Regions from separate parts of the Homo sapiens genome. Here regions 1, 2, 3, 4, 5 and 6 are each linked to region 7. A link is a contact called in ENCODE Hi-C or POLR2A ChIA-PET data. All regions are on one chromosome and are shown on one strand. The core of a region is the stretch at or near the end of the contact, and the rest is flanking DNA. Distances in the headings are between cores, read along the strand shown. Region 1 overlaps EXTL1 (exostosin like glycosyltransferase 1). Region 2 holds the start of PDIK1L (PDLIM1 interacting kinase 1 like). Region 3 overlaps RCAN3 (RCAN family member 3). Region 4 holds the start of RCAN3AS (RCAN3 antisense RNA). Region 5 holds the start of AUNIP (aurora kinase A and ninein interacting protein). Region 6 holds the start of STMN1 (stathmin 1). Region 7 holds the start of SYF2 (SYF2 pre-mRNA splicing factor).

Region 1 (2,700 bases), core at 189-2,688, 800 kb after region 7:
CCTCCCAGGGCTGGTGTGAACATTAAATGAAGTCCCTGGCACAGAGGTTCCACAAATGGTAGCTATTGTTATTTGAAGTAGAGCCATGCAGTGAGTAAGGGCAGTGTGTGGGTTTGCTGGTGGTGGGGTGACAAGAAAATAGTCCTGATGCTTTATGAATGTGGATGTTATGAGTTGGGGAACATCCCAGACCTTCCAGAAGCTGCCTGAAGTGCTCCGGTCTTAGGGCAGAGACTGAATTCTGTAAGACCTCTTTAGAGGGGTTCCTTAAACATGTTTAAATCAAATATGCATAACGTGGAACCTCTTATAGATTACTCAGGAGCTCTGCAGGGAATTCTCAGTAGAGTGAAGAATTACCTAATGTCTGCGAGATGAGGCTGGCCTGTCTGAGGGCCGTGTGAAGTGAGCTCACCCGGAGCGGTATCAGCCTGGTTCATCCACAACTGTTCTTTGGGCTTCCATGTTTGATGGCTTTGAAACCAGCTGATCCAAACCCATCTAATTCTGGCTCTGAGTTCAGCGCTCAGAGCCCAAGGATGGGGGGCCCAAGGAGCTGTGAGGGAGAGGGCAGGGAACACACCACTAACTGCAGATAAGCCACGGGGCACAGCACAATGGAGAGCTGTTCACGCCAGGGATGGGAGCTCTCTGAGGCAGCCAGGGCTCAGAGGCTTGGGGATGGGGGTCAAAGGGAGAGGTGAGGTCAGGAGGGAGGAGAATGGGGCCTGGGGATGGATTTGGCTGCAGCCTCTCCCTGTCTTTTCCTCTTGCCCAGGTATTACCACACTCTCTTCACCCACTCCCTGCCCAAGGCTCTGAGGACCCTGGCAGATGAGGCACCCACCTGTGTGGACGTCCTGATGAATTTCATAGTAGCAGCAGTCACCAAGCTGCCCCCTATCAAGGTGCCCTATGGCAAGCAGCGCCAGGAGGCTGCTCCACTGGTGAGGGCTGAGGGGGATTGGTCGGAACTGGCAGGGATTGGGCGGGGATGCCGGAGAGGATTCCCTCTCACTGTCTAATTCCAGTCTTTCTTGCTGCACGGGCGTGGGGAGTTCGGAAGGGCAGAGAAGCCCGTTAATGCATTGCTTCTTTCCCTCTTAGGCGCCTGGGGGCCCGGGGCCCAGGCCAAAGCCGCCTGCCCCAGCCCCCGACTGCATCAACCAGATAGCGGCAGCGTTCGGCCACATGCCCTTGCTGTCCTCTCGTCTGCGTCTGGACCCGGTGCTGTTTAAGGACCCGGTGTCCGTGCAGCGCAAGAAGTACCGCAGCCTGGAGAAGCCCTAGGGGGGCGACCCGCGGAGACCCCAGCAGAGGTCGCAGCCCAGCTCCCAGGGGGCCCGGCGCCTGCCGGCGGGCTCCGCTCTTGGGACACCGGAGAACCTATCATGTCAGCCAGCGGGCCCACACGTCGGACCCCGGTTGGCCAATCACAACAGGGGGGCGTGGCCTTACCTTCTCCTGCTCGCCCTCAGCCGCGGAGCCTCTGCGGAGGCTGAGCCCCGCGACCGGAGCGCCGCTCTCCGCTTCTCCACCCAGCTAACTTCTGCTCGTCTTTCAGAGCATTGTCTCCTCCAGGGACTTGCCTGGCCCTCCTCCCCCTCCGCCCCCAATGGGTTCGGTCTCCTTTGCGCTTTCGCAGTCCAGTGTTTGCCGCGGTTCCCGCACGGTCAGGCCCCAGGACTGGCTTGCGAGCCCCGGGGGGCGGGTCGTGTCGTGTCCTTTTCTCTCTGGCTAGGCAGGTGTGCCGCAAATATTTGACGAATAGATGGATGGCAGACATTAACTGCGTGCCTGGCCCTATGAGGGCGGCGGCGGGACAGGGTGAGCGGAGAGACAGAACTGTCCCCGCCCCACCCCGCCACCCATTCCTAGGGTTCCTAGTCCCGGGAAGGCAACTACCCAAAGACGCCTGGGTTGTCAGGCTCAATCCTTGAGCCTCAACCAAGGAGCAGAGGGGTGCGGGTAAACGAGGAGTGGGGCGAGGAAAGCGGGATGGGAACAAGTGGCCTGTCCCCGCACGGCCCGCGGCTCAGCCTCGGCCGTCTGCCCTGCACTACCAAGGCCGACCACTAGAGGTCAGCGTCGCGCCGCACTCTTCACCCGCATGTCCAGAGGGCGGCCGGGATGTGGAGGGTGAGCGCTGTGGGCAGCTCGGGGGCTGAAAGCTGGGAAGAGAAATCTGAAGAACAGCCCCATCTCTTTCGCCTGCACACTTGGAACTCAGCAAGAAGGGACTGTTTCTAGGTGGGCTGGGCGCGAGCAGGGACTGTCCCGAGCGGTATAGGTGAGAATGGAGTTGGGGGGGGACACTAGGTCCTCCGGGGTTCACCCACCTGGAGCTGGAATTATCACTTCCGAAATAAAGCGCGTGTCCTTGCCCCCTCACGCTCCAGGCTATAAATACCCTTACAGCAGCTGCTCGAGGGAGGGGCTCAGGGCTCAGGGCTCGCCTGGGAGCGCGTGCGACTCCAGAGGGTGAGGGTGGTGGGTCCAGCCCAGGTCCAGGGTGTCAGGTGTTTTCCTGCTTTGATGGCCTGGCAGCTCTGGAAACTCCCGTGACTGTCTCACTGGCAGGAACATACTGTCCCCTTAGGCCTCTCCAAGGCCTTCCACCCCCACCCCCCAGCTTGACCTCGGCGGGCCCCTGGATGACTCAGGTCCTCCCTAGAGCCAGTCACAGCTGAGTGGCAGAGT
Region 2 (2,700 bases), core at 138-2,637, 880 kb after region 7:
CCCAAAACAGACACTTCAGTGAGAAGAGGCAGAGGTGTTTCCTCACCTGTAAAAACAGGATAATAAAACCTACTCTTGTGGGGTTTGGTTAGGATTAAGCAAGATCATTTATATAAAGACCTAACCCAGTGCCAGACTCTCGGGAGAAGGGGCATAAAGGACAGAAAATAAAATGAGTTGATCTTTGAGCACAGCGACAGGGATTTTTTGTACATCGTGCCTTACAGAGCGAGCGCTGGGAGGAGGAATCATCACCCTGCTGAGAAGTAATGGGTGCAGAATAAATCGAGTAAGAAGGAATGGACTTTTCTGGCGGATGCTTACTGATCTAACAACTGGATGACTGAGGAATGCGGTCCTAAGTGACCCCGGGCTGGCTGTGGGGCCAACAGCGTGCGGGATCTGACTAACAGCGTGTGGCAGCCGAGCGACTGCAGCAGCGGCGGGGACCCCATTGACTGTCCAGCCCCGAGAGCGGCAGGAGCGCGGTGGATCCTGGCTCGGACCAAGGCCTCTCCCCTGCGCCGACTGCAGACCAACCCTCCACCAGGAGCCTCGCGGGGGGGCGCCGTGGGCACCGCAGCCAGGTGCAGGCGCCTCCGCGCCCTCACTCCCCACGCCGAGGAGGTGGCCCTGGCTCCCTGCGGCCGCAGCCGGGGAACAATGAGGCGCCGGCCTCTTTAAGGGAGATACCACCGCGCCGGCGGGGCAGGGGACGGCATCCTCCCAGATGATCGCACCCAGCCCCGCGCCGCCGCCGCCGCCGCCGTCTCCGCAACTGCACCGCCCGCAAACATGGCTCAGTGACTCGGAGAAAAGCTGCAGTCTCCCTCCCGGCGGGGCGGACGCCAGGCCTCCTTGGTCGGGCCGCACCTCCCCGCAGGCCCGCCAAAGAGCACCGCGCCCCGCAGGCACCCGAGACCCGCGCGGAAGATGCACCGGGCGTTCCACCCCAGCGAGCCCCGCACCCCAGCCCGCAGCTCGGTAGGTCGGAAGGGGGCGGGTAGAGGGAGGGGAGGCCGCGGCCGGGCGCGCGCAGCCCCAGGCCCGGACCTGCCGCTGCAGACGGTCCCCGGGGCCGCGGGCCCTGAGCGCCCGCTGCGGCTGGAGGGTGGCCGAGCCCCGGCGTGGCGTGGCCTCGCGGTTCCCGAGCCCGGCCACCCCTGCGGGGAGCAGCACCAGTGGTGCGCTCCGGAGCGCGCACACCTCCGACGACTCCCGGCTCTGCAAATCCTCGAGAGAGGGAGGAGGCGAGCGGAGCGCCGGCCGCGCGCCTCGTCGGTGGCGCGGAACGTCCCGGCTCGCGCTACGGAAAGCCGGAGGGGGGCGGGGCCGTCGGCGTAAGGGGGTGTGTCCGCGCGCACCACGGGGGCGCGCGCCGGCTGCTGACTGGAGGCGGCGGCAGCGGAGGCGCGAGCTGCCCGATAATGGCGGCCTGCAGAGCCCATGAGAGGGAGAAGCGGCAGCGTCTACCCTGAGGTAAATCTGGCCTTTCGGCGTGGCGGAGAGGTCTTGCTGCAGAGCCGATGGCCCTGCATGTGCCTCCCTCCCTGGGAGGCTTGTCACAGACGTGTCAGCGGAGTCATCCTGGGGAAGGCCCTGCGCTCCTCAGGCCACCGACCCCAGTCGCGGCCTCCTCTCATACCGGGGCCACCTCCCCCCGGCCCTCAGCCCCCAGCCCCGAGGAGTTGAGGCAACTGCAGGGCTGGCTCCTCAGAGCGAAGGGGCTCAGGAGGCTCCCCTCCGGGCTTCATCTGAGCACGGCCGAGGAGGGGGAGGGCCTGACACTTGGCCAATGAGCGCGGCCTGAGCCGCCGCGTCGGGCAACACCTCTGGCCGCGACTGGCCCTTCCCGGGCGCCGGCAGGTGTCTGGCCTGGCCGGCTCGCGTCCCAGCGCCTGGTTAGAGCAGCGGGAGCGAGGGCCCGCCACTTTCGGTCGAAAGTCACTTAGGTTCGCATCGGATGCATCATTGGATCCGGGATCCCACGGGTTTCATAAACACCTCTCTCCTCCCTATTCAGGAAGGTGCTCTTCCCCATGGGGACTGTACCAGGCTGGAGAGGACATGGCACTGCTTCAGAGACACGAACCACCTTGAGTGGATGTGATTGGCGATCCCCGTAGAGCAGGAAAGCTCGTCTGCTGTGCAGCCGGCGCAGAGGATTCTGTGGCAGGAAATTAGACACTAGGAAATTCAGTAGCGATTTGAAGGGTGGGTGTCCAGTTAGAGGAAGTGGGACTGAACACAATCTCAGAAGTCATTTCTTTTTATTAAATCTATCCTGTAGACTTAAAGCAGTGGATCCCAACTTCTCAGGCTCTAGGGTCAGTAGCCTTTTGCTTCCCCAGCTGTACAGAATAAATATTGTACAATCTCAGGTTACTTTTCTAGCCCGTGGTCACAATCTACAAATGAGAATTCGTTCATGAAGTTGGTTATAATCTAGAAATTCTTTGGGCGCTGAGGAAGCCCACTTTAGACTTTCTCCATTCAACACATGAGCATTTCTGTGCAGGGCCTTTGCCCTCGCCTTTAAACCGTTCAGTAAGTTGAATTCCCAAGAACTCTGTCAGAGAGCCCCTTGATATGCAGGATCTTTGTTGGCAAAAATGACCTAGAACTAAATAGATATTGTTTACTCCAGCTGTCTTATGACTAGGAAAAAGGAAACATAAAAATTTTAAAATAGCTATTGTT
Region 3 (2,700 bases), core at 49-2,548, 700 kb before region 7:
CTGCCGAGTGAGGTATAGGTCTTCTCACCACGCCTGTACTGCAGACACGGTCGTGTAGAGTAGCAGCTGATTTGACCTGTCCCAGATTTTAAGTGATATTCCAAAAGGGACTTTACATTAAAGGAGAAGCCCCCAAGATGTGGCCACCCTTAACCATTTTTAAATAGTAACAAATTAGGAAAACAGCTCCCCTCCCCTCCAGCCATGTAAGTCCTCCTGATTCTGTATCACATGAGACACCAAAAACTGGAAATGTAGTCACACCCAGTACAGTACCATTTTTATGAATTTAAAAATAGTCTTATAATTTTAATTGTTTGTGGGTATTTTTCTACTGGTATAAATAGCTTCTAATTAATAAATCGATCAAAGGTTGTTACTCAGTATACATGAAATTTTTTGCAGGAAAAGAAACCAGAAATACAGAATAATTCATAGAAATCATGGTTCTCAAGTATTTGTTCAATTAGCTTTGGGGAAGAAATGCCAAATCCACTTTGAGGATGAGTCTTACGACACAGATCCACCCACATGTTGCTCTTATCTGGAATTTGGGACAAAGCAATGCACAGGCCCTCATTCCTGATGTGGCGCCCTCCAGACATGGCTGCCCAGGAAGGACGGCCACTTTAGAAGTGGGACGTATCACCAGTAAGCTTGAATGATTAGGATCGCAGGTGGCTACTGCATTCTGCCGTTCGTGACCGTGTTCTAGCCTGTAGACCACCCAGCTACCTTCATTCACCAGTTTTTATCCTTCACCTTTTCCAGTATCTTGTTAACCACTAGTTCTTGAGTTTTTTGGCTATGATGTGTACGTTTATGTATGTCATTCATGGACTTTCAACTAGAAAAGGTAATGATAAGGTTTTCTGAAGACCATTTGTAAATTGTCCATTTAACCATTTTTCAGCTTGCTTTGAAACAAAAGTCACACCTACTATTTTTCTATGAATTAGGGAATGAGGGGGAGATCATTCAGTTTTACTTTTCTTTTTGTTGAAATTTTGTACCCGGATTGCAGTTGGCACTTTTCCTAAAACAGAATTGTTTCCCACTTAGGTGTCAGAATGTACCTTTGAACTTCCCTAAGAAGCAGCAGGATCTTTTTAACTCTCTCTGGTCTGTTTAGACTTTGAAGTCCCTTCTGTAGAAAAGTCTCATAACTGAGAAGGCTCTGTTTTGGGCCGGGTGGGTCTGCTGGCCTCCACTCACTGTGCTGTTTCCTTTGAGTGGCACACTTGGGAAGCTCCGGGGCATGTGAAGGAGCTGCAAACATGAGAACTAATGAACCAAGGCGGCTGCCACCAGGAAGGAACAGAACGCAGGCATTCAACCATGACGTCTGCACAGTGTTAGTAACATGTCATTGTGGTTTCGTTCTCACTGTGGTAAAATTTATTTCTGAGCACTTAAACTGTGTTGCATACCCCTAATTTTTTTTTTTTCTGTATCTTCCTTGCCCTCAAATACCCTGAGGTGATAAACTGTTCCAGTTGTAGCCAACTACCACTGCTAGGCCTCAATGTAAATTCAGTTGAAATTTGCAATTCTATCAGCAATTTAATGTATTGAATTCAGATCATCATTTGTCATTTTAACCGACAACCACCCAATAAATTTACTCTGCAGTTCTGAACTCAGCATTGTGCCCATTTTTTACTGCAAGATGGACCCTGTATGCCAGGAGACATGTATTATCAACAATTGGGAATTTTTTGAATTTCCTTTTAGGTAATATTGATTCACTGTAATTTTCTAAGTGATCAAAACCCATGAGATTTTGTTATTTGGCTTGGCTTTCATTCTCTGCCTGCCCATTAAAGAATATTCTATTCCTAACACATAAAACATTTTACAGTCAAGCAGTGCAAATTACAGTGCTTTTCTATTTTTTTTTTGAGAGCCTTGAATAAATTGAAGAAAACTTTAAACCAAAATTAGAGACGAGTCATTTAAGCTTTTCTGAATGGAAAGTATTAATATTTTCATTTTTCTAGTATAATATAATAAAATGAATTTTTTTAAAAAAGCTACTAAGTACCCATCAACTTTTTCATATTGTGAAATGAACCAGGATCTTAACAGATACTATCATCGCTGTCCTTTTTTGGCTGTTTAATATCTAGTTCATGTAACAAATTTACAAGAGATAAGTCTCATGGTTTTTTTTTTCTTTTAATAGGCTTTTCTGCAATTTTTTTGAAATTGAGTTATTACTTGGATTTAACCCTGATAGGACCAGGTGTGGTGGCTCACACCATAATCCCAGCACTTTGGGAGGCCAAGGTGGGTGGATCCACCTGAGGTCAGGAGTTCAAGACCAGCCTGACCAACATGGTGAAATCCTGTCTCTACTTAAAAAATACAAAATTAGCCTGGCATGGTGGCACATGCCTGTAATCCCAGCTACTTGGGAGGCTGAGGCAGGAGAATTTCCTGAACCGGGAGACGGAGGTTGCGGTGAGCCGAGATCACGCCATCGCACTCCAGCCTCGGCAACAAGAGCGAAACTCCGTCTCAAAAAAAAAAGATTTAACCCTGATTGATAGTATAGTAGCCATGTTTTCTTTAGAAATCATAACCTCTTCATGGGAATCAAACTATGTTGAAAATTGTGAGGAAAGATAATGGTGCTTTGTGTTGGGAAAAAAACATTTGTGAAGGATTAGAAAACCGTAACACTTAACAAGGATAGTC
Region 4 (2,700 bases), core at 138-2,637, 730 kb before region 7:
AGTTCAGGAGTTTGAGACCAGCCTGGGCAACATTGTGAAACCTTGTCTCTACAAAAAGTAGAAAAATTAGCCAGGCATGGTGGCATGTGCCTGTAGTCCCAACTACTCAGGAGGCTGAGATGGGAGGATCACTTGAGCCTGGATGGTTGAGGCTATGATTGTGCCACTGCACTCCAACCTAGGCAACAGAGCAGACCCATCTCAAAACAAACAAAAAAACACCAAAAAAAAAAAAAAAAACAACCCTCAATTTTTGCAAAAGTTGCTGTGTTAGAGGAATTTAGAGAAAAAATAATTACTATAGTCCTTAGAGTGACCTTGACAAAAGAAGCAGCTTGCCATCAATATTAGTTAAACGAATGAAAGTGAAGAACTTAGTTTAAGACAAGATGGGGAGCAGGAGCAGCACGGTTGGAGGCAGCAGGAACCACAGAAGCAGCAAGCAGGAAGTAGGAGGGGCGATCTGCTGGACATACCTCGGTGACTATGCTGGGCTCAACTGCTGGGGAGCCCTTGGGGTCATAATCCAACCCTGATTTCTTAGTTTACATCTAACAGGGATTAGATGTGCTGTACACATTTTAGTCCATCTTCCTGCCCCATGATGCAGGCGCTGAGTGCCTTTGATGTTAAGCTTCACTGTGCCTCACTTTGCCTCTGAAAGGTCTTGAGTGGGTAATGAGAGCTGATTTTCTTCTAACTGCACATTCCTTTTTTTTTTTTTTTTTGAGACGGAGTCTTGCTATGCTGTCCAGGCTGGTCTCAGACTCCTGGCCTCAACCGATCCTCCCACCTCTGCCTCCTGAGTTAGCTGGGACTACGGGTGCGCACCACTGCGTGACTGCGCGTCCTTGTAGGTGGGAGATGAGCCCAGTTATTTTCCCTGCTGTGTGACCCTGCTTCCTTCTCTGCCGGCTAAGGGAAGAGACACCAGCTGCCTTCCAAGTTGGGCTCAGGAGCTTTGTCATCATAGTTGTTATTGGTGGTAATAATACCTGCCAATGTAAGCCTCGGTCCTATCACTGAAACTCGCTCAACAGCTTAGACCCCGGCTCTTCCCTTTGCGTAATAGTTGTAATCATGTCCCATGGTCTCCTAAGGCGTCGGAGACAAGCAAGACTGCGTGGAAGGGTTTTTACACGAAAAAGAAAGCATTAAACATGTGGATTGTATGACAACGGTAGATAGGGCATAGGGTGAAGAGGAGTAAGAGGAGGAGGGAGAGCGGGAGGAGGGAGAAGAGCACGAGTGGGGAGGAGAGGAGGGGAGGGGATGGGAGGGGAGGGGAAGGAGTGGGTAAGGGGAAGAGGGTTGTACCCGCCAGGGCGGGACCCAGCCTGTGCCGTCCCACACCTTGTGCTAGCTCCAGCTCAGCTACCTGCGGCCGCCTCTCCTCGGGCAATGAGGCGCCGGGAAGCCCACAGCATCTGATAATATCCGGGCCGCCGGTTGCCGGGAGGTGAACCGAGGTAAACTCGCCGCGCGCGGGGCGCAGTGTACATAGTAACCAGCCCTGAGTAAACGTTCGTCATATTCCTATGAGCTGCTCCGGGGACTGTCCTACGGGGCTAGCAGGAAAAGGAGATCGGCTCTCTCCGCTCCCGGTGGAAAACGAGAAGGTCGCCAGAGGTCCTGTTTTCGGGGTGATCTAAAGCCCCCGCCCCAGCGCTACAGCCCAAGCCCCCCACAGGCTGGGGACCAGGAACCCGGAGGAGCGGGAGGAGGGCGCGCGCGGCGAGACACCCCCACCCCGGCCCCCGCGCGCCCCCGCCCCGGTCCCCGCCCGGGTCCCCGCCTTGTCCTGGGCTCTGGCGCCTGCGCCGCCGTGCGCGCGCCCTGCCAGAACAGGAGGGGACGAGGCGGGCGCGCGGCGCCGGCAGCCTAGCTCAGCCGGGACACCGCCCTAGTCCCAGCCCAGGGGGCCGCTCTCGCCGGCGTCGAGGGCGTGGCGGCGAGGCTGCTGCTGCAGGCGGCTCCCGGCTCTGCCTTCGGCCCCGCCCGCCGCCCACCAGGCTCCCAGAGGCCCCGCAGCTCGCGCCGTCCGGCTCCCCGCAGCCCCGTCGGGCAGCCCGGGCCCGTCCGCTGCCCTCCCGGCTCCCGTCCTGCGGCGGCGGGGCGTGCAGGTGAGGCCCCACGGCGCCCGGCCTCTCCAGCAGGTTTGCACCCAGCGCGGGGCGGGGCGGGGCGGGGCGGGTGGGGGGGGTGGTGCATGAAAAGTTAAAAAAAAAAAAAAAAAAAAAAAAGCCGCCCCGAGAAGTCCGGGAGGGGTGGGCACTCCGAGCCGCGGGACCGGGAGATGCTACCGCGCGCGACCTCGCCTCCCGCGACCTCGCCTCCCGCCGCACCCTTCTCGCGCGCGGGGTCTAGTCTGGCAGCCTCGAGGGTGGTGTCCCGGAAAACAAAACAAAAATGTTTTGTCTTCTCCACCAACGATTTTCTCCCACCAAGTGTGTTTGACCTTTTGAAAAGCCGACAGGCCCAGCCTGCCTGTGAAGGCAGGAGCGGTGTAGGGGCGCCTGGAAGGTGGAAGCCCCCTGTCTTTCTCCCTTGCCCCGCTTCCCCCACGGTGCGTGGATCACCATCGCATTAGTGACTCCCTAACTTCTTGAAACTTGTCTGTCTGCTTCTGTCCGCCGCCTGGACAGGTAGGGCAGGAGTGATCTGTTCCAGGTTGATTCTTCTAGCTTCCGTGCAAAATCT
Region 5 (2,700 bases), core at 162-2,661, 630 kb after region 7:
AGTCCCAGCTACTCAGGAGGCTGAGGCAGGAGAATGGCGTGAACCCCGGAGGTGGGGCTTGCAGGGAACTGAGATTGTGTCACTGCACTCCAGCCTGGGCGACAGAGCAAGACTCCATCTCAAAAAATAATAATAATAAATAATAATAATAAAATGATCAAATTTCTTATCTATAAAACCAGGATAATGACAAAATCTACTTTACTGAATTTTGGTGAGTACCTGCCATTGATAAAGTGTATAAAGTCTCGGCAAAATGCCTGACACATAGAAAGCACTCAATAAAGGTTAGGTATTGTTGTTATTATTTATACACCTCTTTTCTTCCCTATAAGACTGTGAGCAACCTGAGAGCAAGAATCTTGCCCCTAGTGTCTGTTTTGAGCCTGTTTTCCGTATGTAAAATGGGTATCATTACACTATCTACCATATAGAATTGTACCAAACAAGGTAACATACCTAAAACACTTAGCACCAGCATAAAATGCTCAATAAACATGAATGATTATTATGTCGCACTTTTGTTTCTTTACAGTGACTGAAGAGCATCTTGCCTAGGTGACAGACCTGAATGTGATTTCCAGCTCCTTCTAGTTAGGCGGGCCTAGGTTAGTTACTGAACCTCAGTTTCCTCATTCCCAGCAAGAATGACGACACATATAACGCATATTCAGTATCTAATGCAGTATCCGGCACCCAGTGACTGCTCAGTACATAGGAGGCCAGCTCCCCTTCCCATAGCTTCTACTTTTCCCCTCAAAGTTACCGGTTCTGGGCAGGTAGTTGGCCTGCAACTTGGCAAATTGGGTGGAAACAGACCCCGGGGTGAGAATTTCCCCAATTTGCATTCGCATCCATCTCCCAATGCTCCAGCCTCTACTAGGACGTCTCGCAGGGACTGTGGCCTCCTAGGGAGCCTGGTCAGTTCAACTGCTCCGAGCGAACTTTCCCTCCGCCTCTCCCACACCTGAACCTTCGCCGCCCCTCCCTGCGCACCGCTCCTCCAGACCCCCCAACAGCACGCTCTTTCCTTCCGTCCCTCCCATCCTCCCCAAGCCCCGTTTTTCAACCTTCTTCAGACCACAATCCCTCTCGCCTGTGAATCCCCAACGCTGTTCCCTTCTCTGTCCCCGACTTCGCTTTCATCATCTCCAGGTGTCCCCCAAACTCCTCCCGTCTTACGCCTCCAGGCCCTACCTGGTTCCCAACGCCCTCTCATCCCCCAGCGTCCCACCTGCACTTTCCGCCTCTTCAGCGCCGCCGCGTCCAGCCACACGCCGCAGGCCTCCTCCTCGGGGCCTGTCCGCCTCATGGCCGCTGAGGAGACGAAGCCGGCAGGACGCCGGCGCAGGCTCCCGGCGCCTCAGGGAACGCCAGAACCGCGGCCGCCGACGTTCGGATCTCGCGCCAACGCTGGGGGCGGGGCTACGTCGCGACCGCCCCGGGCGCCAGCCCCGCCCCGGCAAGGCCCTGGCCCCCTTCGCTGTGCCCCGCCCACGCACTAACTTTCGCGGCCGGTCCCTTGAGTGCGTGCGGCATATTTCCCTGCGCGGAGGAGTGCGTGTTCTTTCTGATCCGCTCTTTCAAGAGCGGATTCGGAAGCTGCTGTGTGAACGGTTCTCGACAGCCTCAGAAATGTACATTTTCTTTTTGCTGTATTGAAAATTTCTTACAGTATTTCCCGGGCTTAGGAATTTGTTCGTGTCATCGCTGAATCTTCGCGATCACCCCCAGAAGGAAGTGGCTGAGCCGAGATCAGGCCCGTCGACTCCAGACCAGGGGTCCTCGACCTAAGTGGTTACCAGACACTCGAGTGTGCGAACAACTTTGGTAATTTTTTTTTTTTAATGTAAGCGTAACTACGAAGCCACATGGGAGAGGATTTTGAAGAGGTTAAAATTTGGGGTCAGGAACTAGATTTCAGTCCTGCTTTCACCGTTTACTGTGCCTTGGATTTTAAAGAGGATCAAATGAGGTTGTGAAAGTACTTTGTGAATTCAGAAAACCCCTTGGAAATGCAAAAATGTTGGCACCCCCACCCATCCTTCCGTCCCTAACCACAATCTCCATAGATGGAATATATGTACATTATACGTAATGTTTACATATTGTATATGTAAAAAAAATTTTTTTTTGAGACGGAGTCTCACTGTCGCCCAGGCTGGAGTGCAGTGGCGCTATCTCGGCTCACTGCAGCCCCGCCTCCTGGGTTCAAGCGGTTCTTCTGTCTCAGCCTCCCTAGTAGCTGGAAGTACAGGCGCACGCCACCACACCCAGCTAATTTTTGTATTTTTAGTAGAGACGGGGTTTCACCATTGGCCAGGCTGGTCTCGAACTCCTGACCTCGTGATACGCCTGCCTCAGCCTCCCAAAGTGCTGGGATTACAGGCATGAGCCACCGCGCCCGGCCAAAAATTTTGTAATTTTTTTTTTTTGGTGGAGGGAGGATAGAAGCTCAGCCACCTCTTGCCCAGTCTGCAGCAGGTCAGCCAGGAACCTCAACCATCTCTGCAGCCAGAGCCTGTCTTCATGGTGGACAGAGCCATCTCGCTTTGTCACCCAGGCTCGGGTACAGTGGCACAGTCTCAGCTCACTGCAGCCTCAACCTCTTGGGCTCAAGCGATCCTGCCACCTCAGCCTCCCAAGTAGCTGGGACTACAGGTGTGTGCCACCACGCCTGGCTAATTTTTGTATTTTTAG
Region 6 (2,700 bases), core at 74-2,573, 670 kb after region 7:
AGCCATCTTAATACTGCCTACAACTCATTGTGCAAATGAAATACCCACCCCTGCTTTGTCTGTGTCTGACGTGGTGGATAAGAAAACGCCCAAGCTAATAGTAACCAATAATGTTGAACTCCTATTGTCCCTCAGGTTTAAGCTTCCTTGCCCAACAGCAAGCAAAATGTTTATGAACCTCTAGATTTTGACTTATATTTGCTGCCGTTATGTCATGAAAAATGCTGTATCTCTTGTTGATCTTTTTAACATTATGACTTTTGTAGACGCCAGCTAGTACCAAAAACGTAGGATGACAGGTTCCCAAAAGCTAGGAATTAAAATCAGAGGCAGCGACAAGATTTAAGAAAAGCAGAGAATTAGACGCAGCACCGGACCCAGGATGGGCGTGGCCCTGGTCCGGGCGAGGAAAAGAGGACCGGTCGCCCCCGGCCAATCAGAGCACGCCTTGCGCTCCGGCCCCTGGCCCCGCCCCCTTCCTCCCCGCGCCTTTTCGAATCTCCCCGAACTCAACACCCCGGAGCCCGCGCGCGTGGGAAGGGGAGGGGTGGGCGGGGCTAACGGTCCAATCCGGGTAACTCCGCCCCTGCCTGACTCCCCCTGCGCGGACGCCCCCCCCAACTCCCGCCAAAAACACCTCCAGGCCGCCGCCACCACCCCCTTCACAGTTCAGCGGGTGGGGCAGGCCCCGGGAACAGGCCCCCGGGTGGTCCCGCGGTGAGCTCGCCACCGCCTCCCGCCGTCCCCATGCCCAACCTGCCGCCACCCACGCTGTCCGCGCGTCCGGCCGCGAAGACAGAAGAACCCTCGTGGGGCCCGGGAGCGCCGCCCCTCAATCACCAGCTGCGGTCGCCAGGGGACGGTCGCAGGGAGGGTCGCGGCCCTGGCTGCCCGCAGTTTGGTCCTAAAGCCGCTGGTCCCTGGGGCACCGCCCCGTCCCTTCAGACAATGGGGAACCCGGCGGGGCCCGCAGGGAAGGGAGGGAGGGAGGGAGGTAAACGAGGGCCCACGCCCCCTATTGTCTCCTCGACGGCACCCCGGAGCGGACGCCCGGTGATCGCCCAGCCCCCTGCCCACGAACAGCCGCGCCCCCGGAGAGCGGGGACAAAGGCGAGGCTCCGCCCGAGCCACACACAAAGCGGAGCGACCCCCGCCCACCAACCCCTCCGAGGCCCGCAGCCCCGCCCGCCGCCCTGCAGCAGGGGGTCGCTGCCACGGCCCAGCCCCTCCCGCCGACCGCGTCCCTCTTGCTGGCCTCAGCCAGCCGCCGCCTCCTCCGAGCCCCGCACCCACCTGCTCAGTCCGAGCCGCCTGACCACACTCTGAGCACCAACAGACCCGGGCGCGCACAAAAGCGCCAAACAGAGGCACGTGACCTCCGCGCGGGGCTCCGCATTGGCCGAGAGCGGCGGCACGTGCCGCCCCCGCCCCCCACAACCCGCGTGGAGCGCCGCCCCCCGGGACCCCGAAGCACCTCGGGAAGTGTAGTCCTGTCCCGGAGGGCAGGAGGACAATGCCGGGGGTTGCAGGGCGCCTGGGGAGCATCCCCAGGTGTGGGCCTGGGACTAGGGGGGTGGTCTCGCCGTGGAAGAGGGCGTGGCAGTGGACCCCGGACTAGGTCCGAACCAGCTCCCCATTCTCGAGAACAAGGGCAGGGCGGAGCAGGCGGAGGGCGGGGGGGTCCTTCCCTACCTTTCCAAACTTTGGCCGCCTGGACTCCACCTTGTAGAGCCACATGCCCGCCTCGCCCCAAGGGCAGCACTCGGACAGAGCAGTGCCCCTTCTAGTGCGCCACCCACATGGGTGCCTAAGACGCCCGAGCCCCTGTGACAGCACAATGCCACTCCACGCCCCTGCAGGGCCCCCTGCCCCCGGCACCCTACACCGACACCGGCGTGTCACCCATATTGTGACATCATCGTAATTTCTAATCCACTCAGCCCACAGGTCGCGGGCGTGGCCCTTCCCTCACTGTGTGCGTTCTTGCCAGCATCCTCAGGTTCCCGAGCCGGTGACCAGGGACCTGTGCGGGAAAGCGTGGGGCTCTGGAATTTGATCGCCTTTGGTCTAACAAAGCCACTCAGCTTAAATGCAGACTCCATCTGTTCTTCCAAGCCTTCTGCGGATGATAGGGGAGGAAGAGCAATAGCCGTTCTAGACTACACAGATTGCAGTTAAGTGTTGCTTTTGTTCTCAGAGCACGTGCTCCCCAGAGCAGCACTGGGTTCTTTTTAAAAATCGAAAAAGGAGCCACAAGGTCACTGTTCTCCCTGACCTGGATAGCTCAGAACCTCAGCAAAGGCACAAAGGAAATTGGTCTGACCGTGCCTTAGAATAACTGGCCCTTTCTCTCACAAAAAGGGGAAAAAAATAAATGAAATGAACATGGTCCCCGCCTCCTCCCATTCTCTGACCAAGACCGTGTCCTCGGTTGGTGGTCAATACACCAAGACACCTGCTTTGAGATCTTGACTAAGCAGAAGAGATATCTTTATTTTATTAATGAGCTGCATCTCCCCAAATCAAGAAACAAATGTGACCAACCTTCCTGAAACAACAGTCCTAATTTAGAAAGACTCTCATGCCTAGTTAGTCACCAGGGATGTGCCAGAGATAAAATACAACTAAGGGGTGCCCAAGACAATAAAAACTGGATCATACAAGCAGCAGCACACTACACAAAGCAAACAATTAGCAATG
Region 7 (2,700 bases), core at 48-2,547:
ATGTGGTCATTCTTGTAATTTGAAAAGTCTTCTTTGTTTTGTCTCACTACAACAGTCAGAGTGATTTTGGGATTTTGTGAAACCATGGCCTAGCTGTCAGGTCACTCCATGGTGAAACAGGGGCTGCTTTTCTCTTTCTCTGCTCCAACTGCAGCAAGCTATTTGCTGGACTCTTATCCCTAATACAAATTCTCTTTCTTTGAATTTGTTCCCTTTGCTTGGATATCTCTTTCTCTAACTCCTTTAGTTGTCTGGCTTTCAAACAGTAGTTTAGGTGTCACCTACTACATGAGGCACCCCCTGGAGACCCACAAACTGCATTCCTCTCTCCTCCTCTGCACCTCCAGGGCACTTAAACATCAGATTCCCTATCAACTGGCTGAACTACCACACTGTAGACTTTCAAAAGTTTGCCATTTTTTTTATTTTCTTTTTATTCTTTTCCCCCAGAAGTCCCAAAAACAGATGATTATTTTCTTTTCACTCAAACAGATTCTGACAGAAGATTATTATTTTTTAAAGTGAACCAGGTCTCTTACTGACACTAGACAAGTTTCTTCCTGTCTCTAGCTCTACATATTTCCCTAGGTAAAATGAAGAATTTGTTGGAATCACGGAGCAGGGAGGTTGTTAGTAATGGAGACTCCCAAACCTAACCCAGATACATTAAATTGGATGTGGGTGGGAGAGGGGCTGGAGTGAACAGTTATATTTTCAAATGTTCTCAGAATGATCCCAATGTGCTGCCAGGGTTGAGTACCACCGAACAGAGCTTTCCTCTCAGATGATCCTGCTCTGTTGGTCTGTCAGACGCAGTGGTGTGGCTTCCTCGTCCCCTCTACAAAAGCGCACAGGCTTGGCCAGATGACGGATCTAAGCCGGCCTCCAAGACTACTCACCCGCATCAGGTGCAGCTCCCGGAATTTGCGCAGTCTCTGTTCGCGCTTCTGAGCGGCCAGCTCCGCCGCCGCAGCGAGGGACCCCTCCTCCGCGCTGTCCACCAGCACCTGCGACAAGGAGAACTGGCTTCAGGCAGAGCCGGCTCAGCTTCTCCCAGGACTGCCCAGGCCGAGTCCCCGCCGGTCCCCACAGGCTGGGCCTAGGGCCTCCACCGCCGACTTGACCCCACAGTGTCTGAGCCTCCCTGAAGCGAAACTAGACTTCGCCTCCACCTCTCTCCAGGCCGCTCCCCGGAACCCTCACCAACAAAACCCCCGGTGTACGGTGGGTGGAACTCACCTCGGATGCAGCTATAGCCGCCATCACAACCTTTCTCTCTTCCCACTTCCGGCAACAAGATAGAGCACTTCCGTCAACCTTCAGACAAACGGGCCGATACGTACGAATGGGCTACCATAAGCCCCGCCCCTTCCGGGAGGTCTCCGGAAGTTGGGACCCTTTTAGCTATGAAATATTTTGGATTGCGTAGGGTCTTGCGCAGCCGCGAAAAGTAGCGTGGGCCAGGACAGCGGGAGGTAAGTCGCCAAGAAAAGGGTTGGGAAGAGCTCAGAATCGGACGGCTAGGAAGAAATGACCAAAAGGAGCCTGATAGCCCCCTATTCTGCACGCTGTTCCTGGAAACCGCCTTTGCAAAGACAGTGAGAGAAATCTAACATGGCTCACTCCATCTTGCTTCTAGCCTCGCAGGCCGGCTGTCTTCGCTCATTCCTGGGCATAAACCAAGCTAACCATGGGAGAATTTATAGTTTAACTTTTAAGCAAGGATGATCATAGTCCCTTCCTTAAACAGGGCCCCTCCTTGTTTGGGGGCTGAAACTGCCTTTATAAAACTAATGAAAGACCGGGAGGTTAGGATTATGAGGGGAGAATTCTGCTAAAATGTAGTAAACGATAACCAGCCATTGTTTCGGAGGACATCGGATGTGTAACTTCCCCAATTATTCCTGTAGATAACGTTATCGTAGCACCTAAGATTGGTCTTTTGAGGCATTTTTCAGACTTTCGCATTCTGGCAACTAACTGACCCCACCCAGACTCGTGACCCATGACCCAACCGCTTCTTCTGTCCCACTCCTCCCCCAAGAGGCGGACTCAGCTGTTGAGGAGTGTAGTCCACACCCCTGTGATTGCATCTCCAACCAATCAGCAGCATCCATTCCCTAGTGCCCTGCCCACACCAAACTATGAAATACCCTAACCTCTGAGCTGACCCTTCAGGAAAACTTACTTGAGTGGTAACCCTTCTTCCCTGAGGCCAGCCTCAGGTTAATACAACTGTATACTGCAGTAGCACTTTTCAGTGAATTGGTTTTGTCTGCAGTAAGCAGGAAAAACCTGCAGTGCCATTCATTCCCATGAGTGGAAAGTTCTTTCCATTTAGAGCTTAAGGTGTTGTCACTTTCTCCAAGAAGCAGGTCTTGCCCTTGGCCTGGTGTGGTGGTTCATGGCTGCAATCCCAGCACATTGCGGGGCGGAGGCGGGAGGATTGCTTGAGCCCAGGAGTTCAAGACCAGCCTGGACAACAAAGTAAGAATCAGTCTCTAAATTAAAAAATAAAAGTAATTTTTTTTTGTTTTTTTGTTTTGAGACAGAGTCTTGCACTATCACCCAGGCTGGAGTGCAGTGGCACCGATCTCGGCTTACTGCAACGTCCGGCTCCCGGGTTCAGACGATTCTCCTGCCTCAGCTTCCCGAGTAGCTGGGATTACGGGTGCCTGCCACCATGCCCAGCTAATTTTT

What was found. Hi-C counts contacts between places; a loop is a spot of excess contacts on that map. ChIA-PET counts read pairs that join two places held with the same protein, here RNA polymerase II (POLR2A). Pooled maps may share reads with other maps.
Region 1: a pooled map shows a loop between it and region 7 (9-fold over the local background). The contact joins the enhancer-like site here to the promoter of SYF2 in region 7. A Hi-C loop is called at or near these places in 4 of 50 pooled maps. POLR2A ChIA-PET finds 5 or more read pairs at or near these places in 2 of 52 experiments (BJ and activated T-cell).
Region 2: a pooled map shows a loop between it and region 7 (10-fold over the local background). The contact joins the promoter of PDIK1L here to the promoter of SYF2 in region 7. A Hi-C loop is called at or near these places in 4 of 168 maps with a recorded cell type or tissue (CD4-positive, alpha-beta T cell, CD4-positive, alpha-beta memory T cell, CD8-positive, alpha-beta T cell and 1 more), 3 of 37 single-sample maps with no recorded cell type and 14 of 50 pooled maps.
Region 3: a loop to region 7 is called in a map of CD8-positive, alpha-beta T cell, with 6 times the contacts of the local background. The contact joins the enhancer-like site here to the promoter of SYF2 in region 7. A Hi-C loop is called at or near these places in 1 of 168 maps with a recorded cell type or tissue (CD8-positive, alpha-beta T cell) and 4 of 50 pooled maps. POLR2A ChIA-PET finds 5 or more read pairs at or near these places in 1 of 52 experiments (AG04450).
Region 4: a loop to region 7 is called in a pooled map, with 10 times the contacts of the local background. The contact joins the promoter of RCAN3AS here to the promoter of SYF2 in region 7. A Hi-C loop is called at or near these places in 1 of 168 maps with a recorded cell type or tissue (naive thymus-derived CD4-positive, alpha-beta T cell) and 7 of 50 pooled maps. POLR2A ChIA-PET finds 5 or more read pairs at or near these places in 5 of 52 experiments (CD4-positive, alpha-beta T cell, activated B cell, activated T-cell and 2 more).
Region 5: a pooled map shows a loop between it and region 7 (7-fold over the local background). The contact joins the promoter of AUNIP here to the promoter of SYF2 in region 7. A Hi-C loop is called at or near these places in 8 of 50 pooled maps. POLR2A ChIA-PET finds 5 or more read pairs at or near these places in 4 of 52 experiments (CD4-positive, alpha-beta T cell, GM12878, activated CD8-positive, alpha-beta memory T cell and 1 more).
Region 6: a loop to region 7 is called in a map of ascending aorta, with 3 times the contacts of the local background. The contact joins the promoter of STMN1 here to the promoter of SYF2 in region 7. A Hi-C loop is called at or near these places in 1 of 168 maps with a recorded cell type or tissue (ascending aorta), 5 of 37 single-sample maps with no recorded cell type and 14 of 50 pooled maps. POLR2A ChIA-PET finds 5 or more read pairs at or near these places in 5 of 52 experiments (AG04450, CD4-positive, alpha-beta T cell, MCF 10A and 2 more).

The regions. Positions count from the first base shown.
Region 1 is chr1:26,034,058-26,036,757 of GRCh38, forward strand. It overlaps EXTL1 (exostosin like glycosyltransferase 1), which reads left to right. Exons shown (of 11, transcript NM_004455.3): 10 at 779-947; 11 at 1,108-2,407. The coding sequence ends at 1,290. Among named protein-coding and RNA genes, the nearest start is that of SLC30A2, 11 kb to the right of the region's middle. RefSeq lists enhancers at 328-1,058, 1,557-1,626, 1,637-1,726, 1,737-1,876, 2,157-2,256 and silencers at 1,117-1,416, 1,361-1,524. Within about 2 kb of position 1,439, at least 29 of the 41 ENCODE cell types and tissues checked have a DNase peak (open chromatin) inside an H3K27ac peak, as active enhancers do.
Region 2 is chr1:26,110,437-26,113,136 of GRCh38, forward strand. PDIK1L (PDLIM1 interacting kinase 1 like) reads left to right here and starts at 1,388. Exons shown (of 3, transcript NM_152835.5): 1 at 1,388-1,479. RefSeq lists silencers at 402-681, 742-1,381 and enhancers at 1,432-1,661, 2,042-2,151.
Region 3 is chr1:24,535,378-24,538,077 of GRCh38, forward strand. RCAN3 (RCAN family member 3) reads left to right here. Exons shown (of 5, transcript NM_013441.4): 5 at 1-2,700. Among named protein-coding and RNA genes, the nearest start is that of NCMAP-DT, 19 kb to the right of the region's middle. RefSeq lists enhancers at 1-605, 606-1,255, 1,082-1,171. Within about 2 kb of position 1,299, at least 14 of the 41 ENCODE cell types and tissues checked have a DNase peak (open chromatin) inside an H3K27ac peak, as active enhancers do; they include CD8-positive, alpha-beta T cell, where a contact is called at or near this core.
Region 4 is chr1:24,500,995-24,503,694 of GRCh38, forward strand. It overlaps RCAN3AS (RCAN3 antisense RNA), which reads right to left and starts at 1,388. Exons shown (of 2, transcript NR_144360.1): 1 at 1,354-1,388. It overlaps RCAN3 (RCAN family member 3), which reads left to right and starts at 1,842. Exons shown (of 5, transcript NM_013441.4): 1 at 1,842-2,156. RefSeq lists an enhancer at 528-627 and silencers at 1,231-1,403, 1,685-2,184.
Region 5 is chr1:25,858,046-25,860,745 of GRCh38, forward strand. AUNIP (aurora kinase A and ninein interacting protein) reads right to left here and starts at 1,412. Exons shown (of 3, transcript NM_024037.3): 1 at 1,235-1,412. The coding sequence starts at 1,312. RefSeq lists enhancers at 1,067-1,692, 1,590-1,819, 1,693-2,318 and silencers at 1,310-1,569, 2,170-2,229.
Region 6 is chr1:25,905,096-25,907,795 of GRCh38, forward strand. It overlaps STMN1 (stathmin 1), which reads right to left and starts at 1,324. Exons shown (of 5, transcript NM_005563.4): 1 at 1,294-1,324. MIR3917 (microRNA 3917) reads right to left here and starts at 1,359; the gene lies at 1,267-1,359. It overlaps LOC105376885 (a long non-coding RNA gene), which reads left to right and starts at 1,455. Exons shown (of 2, transcript XR_947102.1): 1 at 1,455-1,551; 2 at 1,941-2,700. RefSeq lists silencers at 263-557, 337-756, 1,147-1,236, 1,257-1,566.
Region 7 is chr1:25,231,205-25,233,904 of GRCh38, forward strand. SYF2 (SYF2 pre-mRNA splicing factor) reads right to left here and starts at 1,298. Exons shown (of 7, transcript NM_015484.5): 1 at 1,240-1,298; 2 at 900-1,007. The coding sequence starts at 1,263. It overlaps LOC124903881 (a long non-coding RNA gene), which reads left to right and starts at 1,385. Exons shown (of 2, transcript XR_007065555.1): 1 at 1,385-1,475. RefSeq lists enhancers at 1,116-1,265, 1,408-2,321, 1,506-1,755.